Linked DNA regions of Mus musculus: region 2 is linked to region 1. The links are chromatin loops, found by intact Hi-C in ENCODE. Cell type or tissue: left cerebral cortex. All regions are shown on one strand.

The links. A loop is a pair of places that touch in the nucleus more often than their neighbours do. Peaks named below come from ENCODE experiments on the same cell type or tissue, not always from the same donor. Only the 100,000 strongest peaks of a DNase experiment are listed, where the experiment ranks them.
Region 2: it touches region 1 in a loop (4-fold over the local background); 9 of 42 quality-filtered maps call a loop at or near these places.

The regions. Positions count from the first base shown.
Region 1 is chr13:17,428,601-17,436,600 of GRCm38, reverse strand. All of the region lies in intron 9 of Sugct (succinyl-CoA glutarate-CoA transferase), which reads left to right. Among named protein-coding and RNA genes, the nearest start is that of Gm24873, 8.2 kb to the left of the region's middle. In left cerebral cortex, a CTCF peak has its summit at 3,945 (motif pointing right); a DNase peak (open chromatin) is centred at 3,951.
Region 2 is chr13:16,017,087-16,025,086 of GRCm38, reverse strand. Inhba (inhibin beta-A) reads right to left here. Exons shown (of 5, transcript NM_008380.2): 4 at 7,404-7,905. The coding sequence starts at 7,791. It also overlaps the pseudogene B230303A05Rik. Among named protein-coding and RNA genes, the nearest start is that of Inhba, 9.2 kb to the right of the region's middle. In left cerebral cortex, CTCF peaks have their summits at 1,670 and 4,262 (motif pointing left); DNase peaks (open chromatin) are centred at 4,226, 5,687, 7,130, 7,605 and 5 more places; H3K4me3 peaks cover 4,444 bases; H3K27ac peaks cover 4,178 bases.

The DNA.
Region 1 (8,000 bases):
AGTAAATATGAGTTACTGGGTTATAGCAAAAACATTAGATTGGTTTTCTTTTTCTTTTATTTTGGTTTTTGTAATGTTGATAGTTGACTCCAGGACCTCATTGGGTTGTGGAGTGTGTGCTATACCACTTAGTTATAACCCTGGCACTCACACTGCATTTCAGAAAATTCTGCAAAATTTTAAATTAATTAACAGTGACAATTTAAAACTTAAAGTTCATTTTCTGGTAAATTGAAGTGCTAATTTTGTGATCTCTTCCCCTTCTCCCTAAGGTTGGACCAGGTATCATGTGTGTACTTCAAAGCTTCTGAATGCCTCAATTCTCTTAAATTTGAGAATCTTGTTAAAACAAAATGAAGCCTTCTTTGAAGGCCCTGCTTACTTTGAAATAAACTGGCATAGACTTTGCCACAATTCTAAGAAAATAGGTCATTGGGCAGTCCAAGAGGCAGATAAAATTAGGGAGTATTGCCAGCTACTGGCATAGTAGCTGCCAATCTACTTCTCCTGGAAGATACTTAGCTTTCTTTAATTTGAAACAAAATTTCTGAACTTCAGATAATGCTCAAGGACAGTGCATTGTGATGCTTAAAAACTATTTTGATTTTTGAAAATCACAATGGCCTTCAATTAACAGTTGCAGAATTTTAAACATGCTTTATTGCTGGGCAAAGCAGTAAAAGGCACAAGGAGAGGCAATAGATTGGAAAACATTGGAAGGTGTTTTAGAATTTCATCTGCTTCTCTCCCATTCTCAAGACACATGAAGAATTGATATGATTGTATATTTCTTATGCTAACAAATATGCTAACGATTATAAAAAAGGAAGCAAATGTCATTTTGAATAAGAAAGATGTTAAATAGCCATTACAATCAGTAACAAGTTAGTAAGAGGCATTACAACTAAGAGGTGATGTTAATGAGCGATTACTATGCTCCAGTTATTAAATGCTTCATACATATTAATTTAGTCACACAACAGTCATTTAAATAATCATGATATTTATATTAATACTTATATTACAGTATATTTCTCACTTTCCACCAAAGAAACAGAGGAAATGAGAGTTTAGGTAACTTGGTCACAGTCACAATTATGTTATAACTAGGCCTTTAACTTGGGCAGGAGGACCTGGGTCTATGACAGGACCTGGCAGATGATTTTCTGTTTTAATGTCACCTTTGAGAAAGAACTATGTGGCATTTTTCTCTTCATAATTCCCCCCTCAAGGCTGCCAAGAGCAGTTGAAGAGGCGTAAACATTTCAGTTGTTTATTCATTACAGGGATCCTTAATTATGACTTAAAAGCAAATTTCCTTCAGGAAGTCAGATTTTACATCTTCAGAATAAATCTTTTGATTGCATATGTTATAATTGTATTAGAATAGTAATTAGGTCAGTTCGTAGGGAAACAGTTCTCTCTCTCCCCCCATCATTTTAATGAAAATGCAATCTTTTAGCAATGCATGAGATTGGGTGGTTTCAGCTATTGTGAGACTCATGGCTTCTGGTTTTCAAATGGTATTTCCATAAGGTTGTAGGCTGGGGCAGGAGTCGGAGACAGAAGATCTATTTGGGACATGAGAGGATAAGCTTGAAAGAAAACAAGTAGACACATTTCCAAAAATTCCAACTTCATATCAAAGGAAGAAGTTCTCCTTTTTCTGCATTTGTTAGATTGAAATAGAGGTTCTACTGCTTGTAAAACGTATTTGTTCCAGGTTAATAATTTTGTAATAAGACAGGACTGGAAAGTGGTTTTCATGCATGTTTGTATGTTTTAGAGATTACAGAATGGTCTCCTTCTTTGTTGGAAATTGGTTGTAGGCCATAGGCTGGTAGAACTAGAAACTAAGTCTACTCTAGAGCAGAGGGAGACTTTGGTAAGAGGAGTCATGTATGGCCTGCAGGGCTCCTCTGGGGAGGAGAGATTAATTTACTGTTAAGAGACTAGGCTGTGGTGTCTGTGACCCCTCGGGCTCTTTCACAAGAGTCTCTGAGCTCTGCCTGATCTTTGGCTGTGGGTCTCTGCATCTGTTTTTCTCTGCCACTGGATGAAGCCTCCTAGGAAACAATTATGCTAGGCTCCTGCATGCAAGCTTAGTAGAGTATCATTAAAAGTGTCAGAAGTTGGCTCTCTCCTATGGAATGTGTCTCAAGTTGGACCAGTCATTAGTTGGCCATTCCCTCAATCTCTGCTTCATTTTTATCCCTGTGCATCTTGTAGGCAGGACAAATTTTGGGCTTGGCTACAGGAGGTGGCCACTTCACTCTCCATTGCCCCAGCTTCTAGGAGTCTCAGATAGGGTCAACCCCATAGACTTCTGGAAGCCTCCTCCATTCCACATCTCCCACTAGTCCCAGAGATGCCCCACACAGATTTCTGTTCTCTCTCTCAGCCTTCTCCCACACCCCTCCGCACAGCTGATCCCCATTCCCATTCCCTGTCTCACTCCTTCTTCTACCCAGGTCCCTCTCTCCATCTGCCTCTGATATCTATTTTATTTCCCTTTCTGAGTGAGATTCAAGCTTCCTACCTTGGGCACTCCTTATTACTTAGTTTATTTTGGGTCTGTAGATTGTATCATGGTTATCCTGTACTTTATGGCTAATGTCCATTTATAAGTGAATACATACCATGTGTGCATTTCTGGGTTTGGGTTACCTCACTGAGAATGATATTTTCTACTTCCATCTATTTGCCTTCAAATTTCATGATGTTGTTGTTTTTAATAGTATTCCATTGTGTATATGTACCACATTTTCTTTATCCATTCTTCAGTTGAAGGACATCTAAGTTGGTTCCAGTTTCTGGCTATTACCACAAAAAGGTCTACACAGTTAATTAACCTGGGCCCATGATAGCTCACAGAGACTGAACCACCAACTAAAGATCATGCAGTGGCTCCACTTAGGACTCTCACAATTTCTAGCAGATGTGTGGGTGCCCTAACAACTGGAACAGGGGCAGTCTTTAATTCTGTTGCCCTCCAGTGGATCTCTTTCCTCTAGCTGAATTGCCTGCACAGGCTTCAGTTGGAGAGGATATTAGTCCTGCTGGGACTGATGTCCTGGGTCAGGGTAGTACCTAAGGGGGCTTCCCCTTCTCTGAGTAGAATGTGATGGAGCAATAGGAGGAGGAATTTGTGAGGGTAGCACAGGGGCCTGCAATAGGGATGTAAAGTGAATAAATGACAACATCATTTTGCTAACTTCAAAATAACAAAAAAAATACTAGACTGATAATTCTGTGTAGAGGTCAAGGTTCTTTAGAATAAGTCACACAGTTCTGGATTTGGGCAGCAGTTGGAGTTTCTGTAGTTATGCTTCTTAGAAGTTCTTAGAAATAAACCCAGAAAAATGTATTAAAATTCTGAATAGGTTTGTTACCTTACCATGGTGGATCCCTATTCAAAAACGAATTAACTTGAGTAGTGGGAGAAAAATTGAGCTCTGAAACAAGTAAAAATTAATACTAAAATTCAGTTAGGGTCTAGCTGTATATATAGTTCAGTGGCAGAATGTTTCTTTCTACGTTCATGGACTCTAGTTCCATCCCCAGTATTGCAAACCAAAAGTCTACAAGGGGTGTTTGCAATGAAAGGGAATATATATTGTATTCAGTGCTGAAGTGAATATGTATTGGAGACCTGAGCAGACAGGGAACAGCATTTATGCTGCTGAGCGGGGCTATGAAGTCGGAACACTGACAGAGTCAAGGGTCCCTTTGACCCACTTGTCTTCTGAGGGTAGGAACAGATGTGAGCTCTCTTGGGACATGGCTCCAATGAGAGGTCTAGGAATGGCAGCAGGGGTATCATCTGCGTGTTTGTTAGATGTGACAGGCTCTGGTTCACTCTTCCAGCAGAGATTCACTCTCACATTAGGCTTTGGGAATCCTTGCTCTAATTTGAATCCCCCCTTAGTCATTTCAGGAAGAGTCCACTAGATGTCACTCTTGTAACCTGGTAACGGGATTGTAAATTTCAGTTGGGCCTTGCAAGAATTTCCGACCAAGATCTTATTATTAGATGATTTCCACCCCCCTCCCCCTCAGGGCTACTGATATACACACTGATTATTTAAGGTAAAATTACCTTTCTTCTTTGGTTCAAAGTATTCATAGGGATTCCTGGAAACGATTTTCATTTTGTTGAATTACCACTGCTGTTCACTGTCTTCCCCCACCCCACTTTTTGCAGGAGTTGGTCTGTCATTATATAACCTTAGCATGGGGTATGCTGCTAATTCTTTGAGCTGAGAGAGTACTACTCTGGGCTGCACACACTAACATACAGGCTTGATCTCTGTGGAAATTGTTGAGACTAGAAAGGAATGAAGGCTGGACTGTGGAAATAGCATCAACCTGGGATGTGCTTGCTGGAGGAAGTGCCAGCCTTTCTGCGATCTTGGAATGTCTCTAGGGTAGTTTTATAAAGAAGACTATGTCTTCCCAGGAAAAAAAGTTTAACTATAATCTTGTAGGGAGTTAGTTTCAACCATGGAATGAATGTAAGCACATTTGCAGGTACAGTAACATCCTGAGGGAGATTTTATATTTTGAGAGATGTATCAGGTGCTTATGAAAGGACCTGTTAACAGCTGGTTAGGTCTGCATGTTAGAAAAGACAGTTGGACAGATTAAAGACCATGCTTTAGAAAAGCCCAGCCTGAGAAAGCTAGTTTCTTGAAATAAAACAACTACTTGCGCAGTTCTTCCTTAGTCTGATGTGGGTTTTCATCTGTTGCAACAAATGTAGCGGAAAAAGGAATAAAGTAACAGGTGTGTGTATATCTGACTGTGTTTCCTGAGCCTGTGTATTTCCTTTTATGGAGGGAGGGGCGCCTGATTTGTAACATGCATCGCTAAATGAATGAAAATGTTTACTCTAATTAATTTCAGCAAAGAAAAATGCCTATCCACCGGAAAGCAATATAGCTTTAGCTTAAATGCGATCGTCGTTTGTTGGGAAGGCAGTTGGGATGTTTCCTTCAAACTTTAAGATTCCTTCCTAGGTTGTTTATTAGGACTTGATCAATGGGAAAGGAATTAATTTTACAATATTTTTCCTAAAATAATTTTTTATGTTTTCAAAGCAGTACTTAAGTTGCAGAAAACATCCCTAAAATGGTTGTTTCCAATTGTAGCCACCATGAGAACTTTTACTCCTGTGAAGATATGGTTTTAGTTGACCATCCTCTTTCCAGTTGAATATTGCCCATCATTTCCTTTTGATTGTTACTCCTGAGGCACACAGCCGCCAAGGATAGCATCATATGAGGACGTGCTGTTTGGCTTGTAGCAGGGGCTTGGGAATTAAGTCCTTTGAAGCACTGATTCATTCTGCAGAAGATCTTCATTTATTTAATAGTTGAAAATACTGTCTGCCTCAGGGTTGTGGTGATGAATTGGCACATCAGTGTGTTGAATGTCTGTAGCATAGTGTCTGGTGTCTACTGTGTGTTTAGTATAAATACTATGTACCAAGGTACTTAACGGTACCTTTTAAAGTCATTTCTGTACCTACCCCAGCCACAGACCTATAGTTACTTGCATTTTTCAGCTGTTACAACAGCTCAACAACTGTGACAGAAGCCCCTGTTCTAATAATATACCTTTACCAAAGAGCTCCAGAATATGCATAAGTCTACTTTTTCCTCAGCCTGGGAAATGTATCCCTGAGGATGAAAGGGTGTTAGCAGGATCAGAATAGCCAAATTGAAGAGTGGTAGGAAGAAAATCAATCCTAGAACAAAAGCAGGGAGAGAATTTCTCCTTACAACCTACATTGAAATCCTAAGTGAAAATTCACTTCTGTGTTTAAAATGGTGATCCAGCTCAATATAACAGCACCTTATACCACAGGCTAGCCTATAGGACTGTTAGTAGTATATCAAGGCTAGCCTATGATCCAAATCACTTTTTAAAGGCATTTTTTATTAGATATTTTCTTCATTTACATTTCAAATGCTATCCCCAAGGCCCCCTTTACCCTCCCCCTGTCCGCTCCCCAACCCACCCACTCCTGCTTCCTGGTCCTGGCATTACCCTGTATTTGGGCATATAATCTTCGCAATACCAAGGGCCTCTCCTCCTATTGATGGCCATCTAGGCCATCCTCTGCTACATATGCAACACAGCTCTGGGGGTACTGGTTAGTTCATATTGTTGTTCCTCCTATAGGGTTGCAGACCCCTTTAGCTCCTTGGGTACTTTCTCTAGCTCCTTCATTAGGGGCTCTGTGTTCCATCCAAATAACTATTTTTAAGGTTGGCTTTAAGGAGAAAAGTAAAATGCAAATCGGAATATCCTGCTTGAATTTTTGCACAATAGATTCCTAATTGCCCCTTTTTATTGTGTTTAATATGTTGAGATATGCCCAACCCCTTTTAAGTTCAGGAAGGACTTCTAGGATTTTAGTAGTAATAACTCATACCTTGATGTTTTTGGAATATTACTTGGGTAGAAACTTTCCACTCTAAGAGAGATACTGAAAAGCTGTCTGAAAAACAACCTAAGTCCCTTTTTGTGTTTCTACCATGAACAGCGCTGTGCAGTTCCTGGACAATGGCTTTTGATTATTCGTGATAAAGACTGAAACCAGCATCAGCTGTGTTCATATGCTATTTCAGATGGACAAGGATACAGAGTTAAACATGAGCACTATGAATTAGAAAAATAAACTCATTTTCTTTCTTGCTAGAGTTTTGAACTACACATTGTATTTCTTTTTTTTCCAATTTTTAAAAATTAGGTATTTTCTTCATTTACATTTCAAATGCTATCCCAAAAGTCCCCCATAACCCCCCACCCCCCCAATTCCCCTACCCACCCACTCCCACTTCTTGGCCCTGGAGTTCCCCGGTGGTTAATATTAATGTATACATTTGGCAATTGGTTAAAATGCATCTCATAAAATCTTAAAAGAGGGGAAAACCATCCCCCTCCAATATGTCATTATTGTTTCCATTGTAGGAGTCAGATTAGTTAAGTTCAGTCCTAGTTCAAAGAAATGGGGCCGGGGGGGGGTGGCGAGGACTAGGGAACAAGACTTATAATGGTGTCACTGTGTAGACTGGGAAAGAATCTGAGGTTTGTCCAGCAAATATAATGGTGCATTGAGGTGGTGTGTTAATGTGGGGGGCCGGAAAATGAGTTCAGTGTTTAGTGACTCTGTTAAGTAGCAGCTTAGGGTTTAACCTAAAAATTGGGAGAAAGTTGATAAGTGCAGAGAAAGCATGGGACTCGGTTTGATCCGGACCTCTCTAGAGCTATGGTCGCAGGCTGTGGAAGGAGAGGGGGAGGGAAGGAATTCAGTGTGAAGATACCTTAGTGATGACAGCTAAGCTGTTCATCTAGTCAGGAAACCCACAGTTCTGCCAAACAGTGAAGGCTCCAGCTTACCTTCAGATGGGGGAGATAAACTGTGGGATCATAAAAAGAACAGCAAGCAAGGCTCCTCATTCCACCTCCCTTTCATAAGTTTTGCAGTCTGAGTAAAAAACTAATAGACATCCATGAAAGCTGATACTTATTGGTTGTGGGACTCGGAAGGAACTTCAGTGATGTGGGAAAGGAGCTCCAGGGACTAAACAGCCACCAAAGAGTACACATGGTGGGAATCATGGCTCCAGCCGCATATGTAGCAGAGGATGGCCCAGTTAGCCATCAATGGGAGGAGAGACCCTTGATCCTGTGAAGGCTCTATGCCCCAGTGTAGGGGAATGCCAGGGACAGGAAGAGGGAGTGGGTGGGTTGATGAGCAGGGGAAGGGGTGAACGGATAGGAGTTTTTTTGGGGGGAAACCAGGAAAGGAGATAACATTTGAAATGTAAATAAAGAAAATATCTAATTAAAAAAAAACCCTTAAAAATTTTGCACAAAGAAGTGGTGAAACAGGAGGTGTATAATACAAACTGAGATAAGAATGCAGAGAACAGTGATGAGAGAATGGTTCTCTGTGAATGGGACATCGTGCTCAGGAATACTGTGCTACT
Region 2 (8,000 bases), 1.4 Mb after region 1:
CTGTCGTGCTGTACCAAGCAGAGGTGGGTAACTGTTTGATTACTAACCAATGGGAGCAAATTAGCATTGAACTGCCTTACATTAAGAAAGCAACTCCAAAAAAAAAACATAAAAAGAAAGAAAGAAAGAAAAGAAAAGAAAAAAAGCAACTCCTATCTCTGAATTCCTTATTTTTACCTCTGTTCATCTAAACTGCACCAAATCAATACCAAAAGCATGTTCCACTTTCTATATGCTTTTAAAAGAGAATATATCCCAGCAACTATTCATATCTACCTAGTTAAAGAGCCAGATCCTTGATGTTTCCTTCTCTTTGCACAGCGCAGTTTCAAATGCTCTGCCGCGGAAGGAAGGCTGTTCTGTGCATGGTACCCTGCAGATCCCCAGCTCCGTCTAGCCCACCCTGTAAACTATGACCAGAGTATTGATCAATTCTCAAAATCCCCTGTTATCTGTCTAGAAGATGGGGTAGTAGAGGCATTCCTCTGAGTGACTTCATATTTTTGTTAGGAGTTAAAATAAATAATTAAGAGGAGATATTGATTCCATAGCATATAAAAGCAAGGACCAGTGAGGAAAAAAAACATGGTAATAGTTTTTGAAAGTGGAATCCTATCTCACCCTTTGGTAAGGTTGAGGGAGTTTATTGTTGGTTTGTTGTTTTTACGAGCATACAGTGGTAAGGTACAGGAGGGAAGGGCAGAGGGGTCCAGAGAGATTAGGGAGAAGGAGAGATAGGCTAAAGAGGGCTTGGAACAACTCAGGTTCCTTTGCTGTATGGGATGCATCTGCTATTACCTTTAGAAAAAATGCCACCTAGCTTCCCATCATTTTTCCTTCCTGCCTCTAGGCAGGACCCTTTCTAAAACTCTGAGCTTCTCAAGGTGTCAGACAGAGAAAACAAAAGTAGCAGCCAAATTAGAGAAGCCAGTGGAGACTGTTTTTTCTCTAGGAAACAGCACCTGCCTGCCTCCTGCCTGGCAAGGTTCAGTAGGTCTCAGGCAACCTCCTCCCAAACTCTGGACTGCCCCCATCCACACTTAGCATGGGTGTGAGGGTAAGGAGGCAAACAAGAGGTGCTGACCTGCTCAACACCGGGCTTCCCATGAACTGTCCTGGGCTGACAACTGCAGATGCTGCAGTAGGGACAAGAGAGGATTAATTGGCATGCTAGAACAAGTGACAGTGCATAGGAGCTGCTTTTTATCATGGCCAGCAGGGCTGAGACCAGGTGCTCCTGTTACACAGCCTACAGGATGGCACCTAATTTCATGGGAACAAGTTTCTAATGCGTGAGGTAGCCCCACCCCTTCTTCACAGGCGGCTGTACTTGGAAGCAAATGATTTAGTGTTCCTGCAAGAGGATCGTACAAAGAGAGTGCTCATTAGAGGGGGCTCAGTCTGTCAGGTGTTGTTACATTAGGCTCAGAGAGTCGTCATAAAATGACTTTCAGGCTGGTCTTGGCTGACAATTAACTGCAAGCCATTGCCTGTATGTCACGGGAGGCAGGAGCACTGATTTATGCAGCAGTTTAATTATCCAGCCGAAAGCTTCTGCTCCCTGTATTTGTATCCATTCTAGCTTGCTTCATCTCTCCCCCATATTTCTGACATTTGGATTTTCCCCTACTAATTGACATGCCTGTCCCCTCCTTCTCCTGGTGTCCATTTCTGGAACTGCTATTTGTGTATTGCATGATATTTTATCAGGGAAAAAAAAAAATAAAACTGAGATCCAATTTCATGAAAATGCTGTTGCCGTATGCCCAGGAGGACAGGGGGAGGAGAGAATCAAGTCTTCCTCCATCTACCTCACGCGCAGGTACATTTTACAAGTTCTATTGTATTGTGACTTATTAAGCAGTGCATTTTTTTTTCTTTTCCCTTAGCTTTCATTGCAGAGGGTGTGTGTGAGGGGTGGGGGGGTGAGATGGACGAAAGCTGAAGTGGACTGACCGTTTATCAGATCTGTTGGTTTCAGAAATATATTACAACTCTCCAGTTAGTTACATAACGATCAAAAATATAATTAGTAGATGTTCTATTCCCTTTATCTCTATTACCTGGGAGAAATTACTCTATTGCAATGTCGTTTCCAGGAGGCCCCAAGCTGAACATGTAATGATTTGGAAAAAGGAAGAAAGATATCTTAAGGATGAAATGTTTAGGCTCAAGTTCTCATCTGTTTCAGACCTGATTTAAGTATCTGGTGCTGTGAAATCCTGAAATGAATGCCTTCCCACAATGCTGCGGCATAAAACATGGCGCTGGTGTGTACAGGTGTGTACTGGGTTCCTCCACCAGGCCGCAGCTCCCCAGCTAGAGCTGCTTGCGCGTAACCTTTCATTAACTACTCCCTGGTAACATTCTTTTCCTCCTCTGTGCTATTTTTTGTCCTGAGGCTTGTGAGCAAGGCTTGGATCATACAGCCTGCTCTGACTGAGTAACTCAGCATCAGAGTCCCACGCAAACCCATGTGGGTGATAATATCTCATCACCGAAGCCCCCATGAGCTTGGTGGACACGCACCAAAGCAGAAGAAAATGGGCAGAACACTCAGTAGGGATAAATTTTGTACCTTATAGAGAATACCATTGAAATGCTGCCTGGTGGGGGACCTTGAGAGAAAGTCTACATAAGCCTAAAAGAAGGATGTTTGTAGCAATTCTCTTTTGCTTTCAGGGGTTCTCACTAGCTTGATCATGAAGGTATGCCAAGGCTTAAGTAAACAGGCTCCTTTTTACTTAAAAGGTATGCAAATTCCACATACACAAAAGTCCTCCTCTCAGATTTGTGGGATATCTGATAATTCCCCATTAAATAATCAGTATACACATAAAGTTTCAGCTTAATTAGTCTGGTTTTCCTCATCAACATCCTGGGTAAAATATGCTGCCCTTTTACAAATCGGTAATAATGACGTCTCTGTTAATGTAGAAAGCCTTGGCATTCACAGTGCACATTTAAACTTGCCATGAGGGGAGCACAGCTCTGCTGTAAAATATGTGTTACTTAAATTTTCCATTCTTCATCAAGTTTCCCTGTGCCTAGATACAGTACAGTCAGGAGCATGAAGGGCCTACACTACAGCCTGTGCGTTCTCTCGGGCACTAAGTCGGCCTCTGGATGGCTTCCAGAGGTGTCTGCGGAAGGCAGCGAGTAAGATCTGAAAGGTTATTTTTCCTTTGACCTACAGTAGAGAATTTTGCCATTGCAGGTATATTAGCTTGCTTGTATAAATTATCCTGTCTAACCATTTAGCTTTAATACCTCTCCTTGGGATCCATTTTTTAATTATTTGTAACTCTTCAGGCCTGAGTCACTTAACATCCATTGCTTTTTCCATTTAAATAATGATGTAAAGGGTTAAATGTCCAAAACAAGCAGCTTACTTCATAATATAAATTAAAAGAAAAAAAAAACCCTAAAGAGTCAACCCAAGAGTTTTTTTTCCTAGAATTCCTCAAAACGTTTACACTTTTAATGTTGGACCCAGGAACGAGTCAAGCATAAAGCATTCTGAACTAAAGCGAAGAGATCATACTCAAGTTTGATGTAAGAAGGGCCAAGACAAATAAGTATTTTCATGTGAAGTGCCTGGGAAGGTTCTCCTTCTCCATGTGAAAACTGCATCTCTCCCCTGACATCTCCCCATTCCCACTTCAGTCCACCCACTCTACAGGCAAAACCCCGTGCTCATCTCTTGGCACATCCTTCCCCCACGGTTTCTCTCCACACTCTCAGCGAGAAACAAATGCGTCCTCTGCAGCTGAACTCCATGTTCCTACCAGACGTTAAATAAATAGTCTCTTTTTCCTCCCTGTTGCAAGTCACTTGTCATTTGTCCCTTGTGAAAAGCATTGATAAGGCAGGCAAACTAGGAAGCAGAATTGGGGGGGGGGGGGACGGAAGATGTTTGTTAGGGAAAGACTGCGCTCACATCACTGTAGCTGATGATTCTCCCACATCCCAAGCCCTGCTTTGTTTGTTTTTGAATTGTATCACTCCTCTGCTGCCCATGGAGCTGTGGAATTTTCATGTGGACCCCAGCACTTTCAGTGCTGTGACTCAATGTATTCTTAAAGGTAGCTGTGCATCCCCCAGCCTATAAAACCTGAACTCTGCAGGAAGGTGGGGATGTAGGGAGGAAGTAACTGATATTCTTCAAGATTAAGGTGCTACAGGCTGGGGCTTCAAGTACCCACAAAACTGCCTTTCTCAGAGTAGCTGAGGGTTTAGGGATGCGCCCTCTTGTGGCCAGTCTTTTTCAAATTCAGATAAGTGTGAAACCTTAAAGGTTTCTCAAGACAGGTCAAAAGAAAGGTTGGGGATGGAGCTATTGGTGTTTACTTCATTTGGAGATGGCTTTCTTAGGGTGTGGAGAAGTAGTCTTCAGGTGACCTCATTTCTAATTCAAATCTTCTTTTCCTGGTGTCCTCCACGAGGGGGGAGGGAGCTACTTTAGACAACACCTGAGCAGTATATACTTTTGCAGGTATCACTTCTATTGTTTCTATATCCTACGTAGCAAGAACTCCAGTAAGCTAATTGTGAAAATCAGCAGCTGACCATGCCACAATCTATGCAGACGCAACAGCAGGCTGGTACTATACATTCACTGAGCATCAACTATAAAGAAGGAAAAGCAGAAAAAACTCAGTGCATTGGTAGAGAAGGCCAATTTCATTGACAATTAAGTTACAGTCACTGGATTGGCTTGACTCTCCCATACTGCTGTTCCTCTGAAGAAAAATCAGGAGTAATGGTATGGGGCCAGTCATGCAATAAATATGCTAACTTTGGGAAGCACTCTTGGGTGACACTTATAAAAATAAAATCAATTTCACTTATTGGGACAGATTGCAGGGAGCTTGAGAGTGAATATCTGCTGCTTAGCCAATGCAATTCAAATCAACTTCACAAAACCAAAATACTTCCCACCTGAACACAGGACAAATTCACTTAAAAGGTCAGAGTACCACAGCCCTTACAGTCCCTTCAGTCTCATGTTTTTCTCAGCTTTATCTAATAATCTTGAGTGAAGAGGCCAAAGTAAAACATACATTCCCATACCAGGGATCTTGCTATTGAAAAGCACATCTATAGTATGTTTACAGGTAACAGTCATTGACTGCACCCTATGTTGTCCAAATGGTTATAAAGAAAAGAAAAAAAAAAAAACTGCCCTTCTCTATTCTTGAAATGTGTTAGTTACTACATAGCAAAATAGAATTGTTCCAAAAACAACAAGACAGATCTTTGTAGTTCATTTTCACATATTTTCTCTAGCTAATCAGATAATAAATATATTTCCTGAATAAGCAACATGCTTATGTCACACCCTATGCTACTTGGAGAGTAGGTTGTACACTATGATCTTACTTGCATTTGTGAAATTATATTAAATCAACTTGAAGTCAATGTGTGCTACTTCTCACATGAGAAAATAAGCAATTGTAACAAAAACACCATGTTCCTGGACTAGAAGGAGTTTCCTCTTATAAATTTTACACTCAGTCAATGTGTGAGTCCAGTGAATCACTGATGTAAATAGTAGCTCATTTTCTCTCAAACTAAACAACAGAGAAGCAAAACTGACAGGATCCCACTTAAGTGAGAGATCCATTAGCACTGAGAAGGTCAGAAGTAAAAAGAACGAAAATGACCTAATTCTTTGCCCTACCTCTAACTGCCAAGTGATAGGTTTTCTGTACAAGCCTTGTAAGTCAGAGGGAAGGACAGAGTGCTAACATCCACTGTGCCATTAAACATGGTGGAAGTCACACATATACCTAGTCACATGATACAATTGATTCCAAGTTAGTAGAAACTGCAGTTGTGGCCAACACAGGGGAAGCTTGTACATAGAGTCTTATATGAGTCACATTGTGTCAGGACCAGGGCCAATCTCCTAAAGCAGGGAACCCACCCCTCACACACCAACCAACGCTGGAGAGGTTTTCTTTCTCACCTGTCTTTCCTCAATATGGCTCAGGAAATAAAGTCTCAATGACCAAGGTTTGGGGAACTGGGTCAAAAAAGGAACTAGTTAAGGAAGTAGGACATGGACAGAACTAACCTGTCTAAGGAGCTGGTGGGGTACCAAGGCTTCCTGTGGGTGAAGCCACCAAGCCAGCTGTCTCCTCTCCCCCCTCCCCGAAAGAAGGATGCCCAGGTCTTGCACAGCTTTCTTGAAAACAGAACATCTGAGTTAACAGGCTTTCAGGATTGGAAATTTTGAGTGTTGCCTTAATTGTTTATACTGCTGCAGCAAACTTTTAAACAAAATGCTGGGAGTCCCTGCACACACTTCACTAGCCCATATGCTCCACCAAACAAAACAATGGCATTCCTTTCAAATGGCTTTGGCAAGGGATCCTATTCCTTAGCCTGGCATTTAACATGAAAGTAAAGAGGTTTTAGAACATCTGTGTGCCCGGTCCCCACAGATTGGCAGTAAGATCTGTATCCTCATGACTGGAGAGGAGTTCTCAGTTTCGAGCCTGGGCTTTGGACAGGTATTTTTCTCCACAGCAACAGGTTAGTGTGGTCCTGAGCCAATGATTAGAATCCATGAAAGTTTTTCCTCTTAAGGATTGAGTCGTTCAGCATAGGGTCTGAGAGCCCATTGTCAAGATTGTATTCCTTGGCAAAAAGTAGTTAGTCACTTTACAAAAAATAAAATTGAGTTGGGGGTAAGGTTCGCTGGCTTTTTGTTGATGTCGCTCGTTGCTTCTGTTTTTATTTTGTTTTTGTTCTAACAGCAAAAGTTTCAGTGTTCCAAAATTAATCACTAATTCAATACCCTACGAGTTGCTCTTTGCTTCTTCGGTGGGTTTTTCATAGAGGTAGGTTTTCCAGAGGTGAAAATGATTGTCACTAATAAATATGCCCAGAGTCTGGCTCCAATGTGGCCCCAGATCAGACATTTAAAGGAAATTTGTTCTCAGACAGAGCCATCATCAGTGCCTTTGCACTCGGCCCCCAGGCTCTCTCACTCCTACCCCAGAAAAACTTTGGATGGGGTCCAGATGCTGCCTCTGCACCCCCAAACCCCCAAATGCCCTGCTTTCATCTGCCTGATCAAATCTGGTTTCCTAGGCAGGGCAGTCAGGGAGCCCCAAGCAGACTGCTTTCCAGCTCCAGACTGGCCCAAGAGCTTCCTCTCTGGGTAACCGCTGAGTTTATTTAGCAAGTGTAAGCTAGCCATTGCGGGGCAGGGCTCCCTGGCAAAGAAGTCCTTTCCCCCTCCTCTGCCACTCCGGCGCCGCCGCCACCGCCACCACCTAATAACTAATAACCTCCCCGGACACTCTTGAGCTGGAGGGAAAGAAGTTCCTGCTAGGACTGTCAACGAAATACATTTCCCCGCCCCCGCCCCCACTCCCAATGCCAGCACCCACCTGACTCGGCAAAGGTGATGATCTCCGAGGTCTGCTCCATGAGTTCATTCATTTCGGCCCTCCTGCCAATGTCGTCCTCTATCTCCACATACCCGTTCTCCCCCACTTTACCCACATGAAGCTTTCTGATCGCGTTGAGAAGCGCCGCCTTGGGCACCGGCTGGGTGACATCGGGTCTCTTCTTCAAGTGCAGCATGTTTAAGATGTGCTTCTTGACAGCCTCTACCATCTCTGGCTGAGAGTTAGGTCCATCCTTCGGAAGGGTGGCCAGCGCACAGGACGGGCAGTCCGGGGCTGAGCCGTGCCCCTCGGATCCTGGGGTGGGGGAACTCCTCACTATAATCCAGCAACTTGCCAACAGAAATCCTCTCAGCCAAAGCAAGGGCATCCTGGCAGCAAAAGTCGTGTGGTTGCCTTCTTTAAAGGCCCTGCTTTTCCTCCCCACCCCTCACGCACAGGTTTTTTTGGACTTTTTTTTTCCTTCTCCTCTTCAGCAAATTCTCTGGAACAAGAGCAAAAAGTTTTCTGTGAAGTTTTGTTTGCAGGTTCCCTCTCTGAATGCAGTCAGTGCTGTAGGTTTGTGGCTGTCAGGGAGGA